Regions from separate parts of the Homo sapiens genome. Here region 2 is linked to region 1. A link is a contact called in ENCODE Hi-C or POLR2A ChIA-PET data. All regions are on one chromosome and are shown on one strand. The core of a region is the stretch at or near the end of the contact, and the rest is flanking DNA. Distances in the headings are between cores, read along the strand shown.

Region 1 (3,075 bases), core at 242-2,741:
GTGAGAAGTAGTCGAGCATTCCAAACAGACAGGAGCCTGTGCAAAGACCCTGCAGCAGAGCCCTGTCTGCCTTGCATAAGAAATAGCAGGGAGGCCAGAGTGACTGGAGCAGAGTGAGCCAGTGGGGAGGCAGTAGCAGATGAGGTTGTAGGGGTAACAGAGGAGCAGATCAGGCAGGGCTTTGGGTTTTACTCTGAGTTTGGGAAACCACTGGGAAGGTTTTGGGCAGAGGAGGAATTTGATCTGGCTTTCTTTTTTTAAGGTCACTCTGGCTGCTTTATGGGGACAGGCTGCAGGGATATCAGGGAAGAGACCACTGTCATGACCCAGGTAGCAGATGATGGAGGCAGAGGTAAGAAGTGGTCAGGCTCTGGGTATGCTAGGGAGATCCAACCAACAGAATTTTTGGGCCCTGGAGGTGGGATGTGAGAGAAAGGTTTCTGAAACAGCAAGGTTTCTGGCCTTGACAACTGGAAGATGGAGTTGCCATCGAGATGGTGATGCTATGGGGAAGAGATCAGGGGCACAGATTTGGATGTGTTGAGATTGAAATGTATTTTAGAGATCCAAGAGGAGGTATTAAGGAGGCAGCTGGATAGAGGAGTATGGAGTTCAGGAGGCAGGTCCCGCCTGGAGATAAAAATTCAAAGCCAAGCCTTCTCTCTTTGCACTCAACAAAACCTCACTTAAACAGGCTTGTCAGGTCATGGAATACGGTACTAGAACTCTTTGTTGGGGAAAATGCCAGTCAACCTTACCCGTCAGAACGCTGCCTTTAAGATCAGAGATCTCTTTCCTTCAGCCTAATCCACCCCTCTCCCTGTTTTCTCCCCTAGCCCCACTAGGCTAGAAGCTCCCTGGCTTCTCCCACATCAGGATCCCCAACAAACCCATTCCCAGGTGGATAAGAGCCCAGGCAGTTCCCTAGACCACGTTCACTACTTCCTAGCTACCCAAGAGCAGGACATCGCAGACACCGGCCTCCTGGAATATTCCCTCCGCTCCTCACATTTACAGGAAGGACTCAGGTAAGCCTCGGCGCCAGTTCAGTCGGCCCGGGGCCACTAAATACCAATGGGATCCAGTGGGTTCTACGTGGTGAGTGGGGGGCGGATAAGAGAGATGCGACACCCCCCGGGCCTGCCCCCCCCACGCCGGGGCCAGGCACACCGTGAGGGGGCCAGGCACACCGTGAGGGGGCCCAGCCACTTCCATACGCCCTCCGGTCGGCCGGCACCCACCACCCACCCCTCGCCACCAAGCTGGGTGCAGAGAACAGGGCAGGCGCACGGACGGTTCTTACGGCCCCAGGCGCCAGACCCAGGGCACAGAGGCCAGGATCTCACGCGCGACCGCACGAGGCCGGGACCCTCCCTCCCCTTCCGTCCACTCCCTTCCCCACCGCCTCCGGTCCCCTCCCGGTCTCCGCCACCCCGCTTCGGGGCCCCCGCCCCCCAGCCGGGCAGCCAATCGGAGCTGGGATCCCGCCCCGGTCCGCAAAGCCGGTGGCGCCCGGAGGCTGCACGGAGAGCGGTGCCCGCGTCAGGTGAGGCGCGCGCGGGGAACGGGGGTCGCGCGCAGGGGAGCGGGGGTCGCGCGCGGCTTCCATAGAGCGCTAGGGCCTGAGCTCGAAGCCCCAGGCCCGCAGGAGGCCCGGGCCCGCGGCCGCCAGAGCCGGGACGCAGCCTGGGCGCCGCCTGCCCCGCCCCGCCCCGCCCGGGCCCGGAGTGAGGACGCGGTCGGAGGCCCAGCAGCGCGGGTCCCGGCAAGGGGCTTTCTCAACTACACAAAAGACAGTCTAAAAAATTAAGTCTCCATTTCGGTTAAGACTGCCCGTAGTTTCGGTTTTTATGTAGACCCAAGAGGGCAGGCTCGGCGTCCGCGTGCCGCGTAGTCCGGCGGCTCCAGGAGCGCGAGCGGCTGGGCCCGGGCGTAGCCACCGCAGGGCCGCTAGCTCGGCCGGGACCCGCCTGGGATGCCCTGGGGTCTGCTCCGCTGGGGCGAATCCTGAGGCGCCACGCGAGGCACTTGGCCTCTCCTAGCCCCGCTTTCGTTTTTGGAAACTGGAAACTATCACTTATTTCGTAGACGGTGTGAGGGTTACATGACAGTGTTCTGTAAAGTGCACTCTACATATGAAGTGCTCAGAAATATGGCTAATAATGAGGGTATTTATAAACTACTTAAATTATAAAAAGAATGAGACATCAGACTTACAGTTTTGGATACTAATTTTTTTCACTTAACGTTCATTATGTGATAGGAGTTTTCCATCCTATTATACCGCTGTGCGATCTGATCTTGGGCACGTTAACCAACCTCTTGTTGCCTCGATTTTCTCACCTGTAAAAGTGGGGGTAATCATAATGCTTACTTAGTAGGATAGCCCTGAAGAATAAGTGACTTAGCGAACATAAATAGCTTACAATAGGGTTTTCAGCATGGGAAGGATTCAGTAAATGTTAGCTGTCATCATCACCACCTACAAAGGAAGCAATACTGTGCTGAAAGTTTTTCCATCATTAATGTAATTTCTATAGTACGATTCCCAAGAAGATATTAAAATTATGGAAATAAAGGTATTGGTATATTCCTAATTATTTCCTAAAAGATTGTATTGATAAATATGCTCATCCTTCCCTTAACGGGATGCATTCCAGAAAAACAAGTCAAATGTTAGACAAAGTATCAGAAGGGAAATTCTGTAGCCAGAGAGCTAAAAATTACAATAGGGTCTCTAATTATACTTCAACTTTTTTAGGAATAATTCTCAGTGTGTTTTCCCACATTTCATATGTAATTTTTTTTTTTTTTTTTTTTTGAGACAGAGCCTCGCCCTGTCACCAGGCTGGAGTACAGTGGCGCGATCTCGGCTCACTGCAACTTCCACCTGCTGGGTTCAAGCAATTCTTCTGACCTCAGGTGATCCACCCGCCTCGGCCTCCCAAAGTGCTGGGATTATAACAGGCGTGGCATGAGTCACCGCGCCCGGCCGATCTTTACTTTTTTATTCTTTGTACCCCCTGCCTATCCAGTTAGCATGTGATTAAAGTCAAAGATTTGCCACTTTGGGCC
Region 2 (3,075 bases), core at 409-2,908, 1.2 Mb after region 1:
GTATTCTGATGGATAAGAACAGCCTGAGGAAGTCAGCACATCCAGAGTTAGGCTAAGAGAAGTTTTAGTAGTGTTGTTTACTGTATTATGGAGTGATAAATATGCATTTGTGGAAGACGGTGGAAGACTTTAAATATCAGGCCTTTGTTCTGTGAATGGTGGGAAAATAATGACAACCAGATGCGCTACATCATTTGCGTGTGTAAATGTGGCAAGCTGGATTATTGCAGAAGGCAGATTGAAAGGGTGTTTCCACTATCTCTGCTTTATCTTGCAGAGAATGGAATACTTATGCCTTTGGAGAGGTCTAGAGACCAAGTATTTCTTTTGAATATCAGTATAACATAGGCCCAGTCAGGAGACAGAAACACAGTAAAGAAAAGTTTAATATAAAGAATTATTAGGCCGGGCGCGGTGGCTCACGCCTGTAATCCCAGCACTTTGGGAGGCCGAGGTGGGCGGATCACCAGGTCAGGAGATCCAGACCATGGTGAAACCCCGTCTCTACTAAAAATACAAAAATTAGCCAGGTGTGGTGGCTGGCGCCTGTAGTCCCAGCTACTCGGGAGGCTGAGGCAGGAGAACGGCGTGAACCCGCGAGGCAGAGCTTGCAGTGAGCCGAGATCCACGCCACTGGCACTCCAGCCTGGGCGACAGAGCAAGGCTCCGTCTCAAAAAAAAAAAAAAACCACCAAAAAAACACAGTTTACATTCTAGCTGTGCTACAAAGTTCTTACCGGCAGATTGGTTTAGTGGCAAAATAGCAGACCTGCTGGTGACTCCAATTTGTAGTGTGCTTTTGGGCGAATCACCTCATTCCCCGGACCTCATCTGGAAAATGTGGAAATTATACCGGATGACTGGTAAGGTTCTACGATTTTATTCTGATAGGGTCTGCACATCCTTGTGGTTGCACTTCTATTTTCCAAATGTGTTTGTCTAAGGCAGGCAGACTTTATAACAGAGAAGTACTAGAAAACGGATTCCCTGTGGCTCAGGGAATAAAGTGGGACACAAGAAAAAAGAAAACCGCACCGCACCCAGACTCTCGGCGGGACGCCCCGCCCCTCAACAGTGGCCGCCTCCTCGCGCCCCTCCTTCGCCATCTGCCGGCCGCGTCCCCTCCCGCCGGCCCCCGTCCCCCGTCCCCCGCCCCCCGTCCCCTTTTCAGAGACCTGAGCTCCGCCTCCCTGGACGCGAGGCAGGCTGGGAAGTCGGCCGCCGTAAAGATGGCGGCAAATTGAAAAAGTTGGAGCTGCTCCCGCGCGCGCTCCCGCGCGCGCTGAGTGGGCGGAGCGAACAGGGGGCTGGACAGGTGCGTTCTCGCGGCCGTGCAGAAGCGAAGTAGGGGTAGGAGCGTTTCCGGCTCTCCTGAAGGACGCGGGGCGGGGTGGGGGTGGTGCAAGGCAGGCGCGTTCTCGGCCGTCCTGAAGGGGCAGGATCTTCAGCCTGTGGGCGGTGCTCTCGCCGTGAGCGGGGCCAACGGGCCGTGTTCTCCCTGAAGGGGCGGGGTCTGATCGCTGCGGGTCGGATTCCCTTGGGCCTGAAAGTGAGGATGAGCGACAACCGTGGGCGGGGCCTGCGCTGGGGAAGGTGGGGCCTGGGCGGGGCGGAGGGGGCTCGGGCCCGGAAGTGCGGGTGTGGGGCGCGGCCGGGGCGGAGACTTCGGGCCCGGCTGGCGGGCGGCGCCGGGAGCGCGGGGGCGGCGGGCCCGGGTCGAGCATGTAGCGGCTGCTGGCGGCGGGGCTCCCGGGGCGGGCCGGGCGGGCCGCGGGAGCCGCACGCGGCGATATGGAAGAGGAGGGCAAGAAGGGCAAGAAGGTGAGCGTGCGCGGGGGCGTCCTACTGCTGTGGTCGGCGGGCGGCTGGGTTGAGGGGCCAGGGTGGGGTGGGCGGGTGTTCCTTGGGGCCCGGGGGGGGGGGCAGTGGGCCAGCTGGCGGGGCGGGGCGGGGCAGGGCGAGACCCCGGACAATGGTCAGGTGGGCTTTCGCGGCCGGGCGGGCAGGAAGCGCCGCGCCTTTCCTCTGGCCCGGGCAGCGGCTCGCCCCGACCTCGGCCCCAGACGGCCTTCCCTGCGCGTCGGGACCTGGGGCTGCAGAGGAAGTGGGCCCGGCGAGGGGCCAGAAAGCTGTCCAGGGCTGGAACTGGAGCTAGTGGGCTGTGTGGTTAACGTGGAGACGTTTGCTGCTCACTGGACTTCGTTTTTGGATATCCAGTAAAAGCAAGGGTGGCCTTCACCTTATGGCCAGCTCACTCGTCCACTATCACTCAGACCTAAAACCATTGATTGATTTTAGTGACGCTAGCTACATTTGGCAGTGGGATTTAGGACATAGTTCATAGTCAAACCCCAGTTTATGTAGTTTTACAAAATGTGGCTTTAATTACAGTAAAGGGTTATAGTAGTCGATAAAGAAACATTTTAAGACTGGAAAAACGATGTGGATTGAACTACCATTAAAGTGGAAAATGGATTTTAATAAAATGTATCTTTTTCAAATAAATGCTTTATAATCTTCACGTCTTGGCTATCATTTTCTTTTTGATGTGTGTGTGCGCACTTTTATCCACAAGTTTAAAGCAGACCTCGATAATTCCTAACTATGATTTTACTACCCTGAACTCTGCAGGGAAGTGTCCTTTAATTGACAGCTACTCACCACCTTGTTTGACAGAGTGCCCCATTTAAAAGTCCTGTTTGAAATAGAATGTAGCCAGGTGGCCTTCAGGGAGTCCTGTGGTGCTGGTTCTCTACTTTCTCAACTCATTGTTTCATGTTAGCACCATGCATGTCTAATTTAGGTGCAGTATAATTTGCGGTTATCTACAAAGATGTTTTAAGTCTGGAAAATAGCTCAAGATAGTGATTCAGCCTGCAGGTGTTAGATTAGAGATGCGTGCTGCGCACAGAAGAGGGAGGAGCCAAGCAGTGTAAAAGGAGTTAGCTGGAAAGGAGAGGTGCTAACCCGGTGGCTGCTTAGTAGGGACCATCAGGCCCGAGTGTGGATGATGCTGAGCTTTGCGGAAAGTGAGCCATGTGCTCTGTGGAATGCCGGGATCCAAGAGCGCGCTAA

The links. Hi-C counts contacts between places; a loop is a spot of excess contacts on that map. ChIA-PET counts read pairs that join two places held with the same protein, here RNA polymerase II (POLR2A).
Region 2: a map with no recorded cell type shows a loop between it and region 1 (5-fold over the local background). The contact joins the promoter of CCM2 here to the promoter of BLVRA in region 1. A Hi-C loop is called at or near these places in 1 of 37 single-sample maps with no recorded cell type. POLR2A ChIA-PET finds 5 or more read pairs at or near these places in 1 of 52 experiments (activated naive CD4-positive, alpha-beta T cell).

Annotation. Positions count from the first base shown.
Region 1 is chr7:43,757,189-43,760,263 of GRCh38, forward strand. It overlaps BLVRA (biliverdin reductase A), which reads left to right and starts at 1,492. Exons shown (of 8, transcript NM_000712.4): 1 at 1,492-1,546. It also overlaps the pseudogene LOC107986727. RefSeq lists a cis regulatory region at 1-175 and silencers at 1,197-1,586, 1,597-1,916.
Region 2 is chr7:44,998,543-45,001,617 of GRCh38, forward strand. It overlaps CCM2 (CCM2 scaffold protein), which reads left to right and starts at 1,659. Exons shown (of 10, transcript NM_031443.4): 1 at 1,659-1,821. The coding sequence starts at 1,792. It overlaps LOC102723334 (a long non-coding RNA gene), which reads right to left and starts at 1,466. Exons shown (of 4, transcript XR_428139.4): 1 at 1,176-1,466; 2 at 738-831. RefSeq lists silencers at 926-975, 1,606-2,135.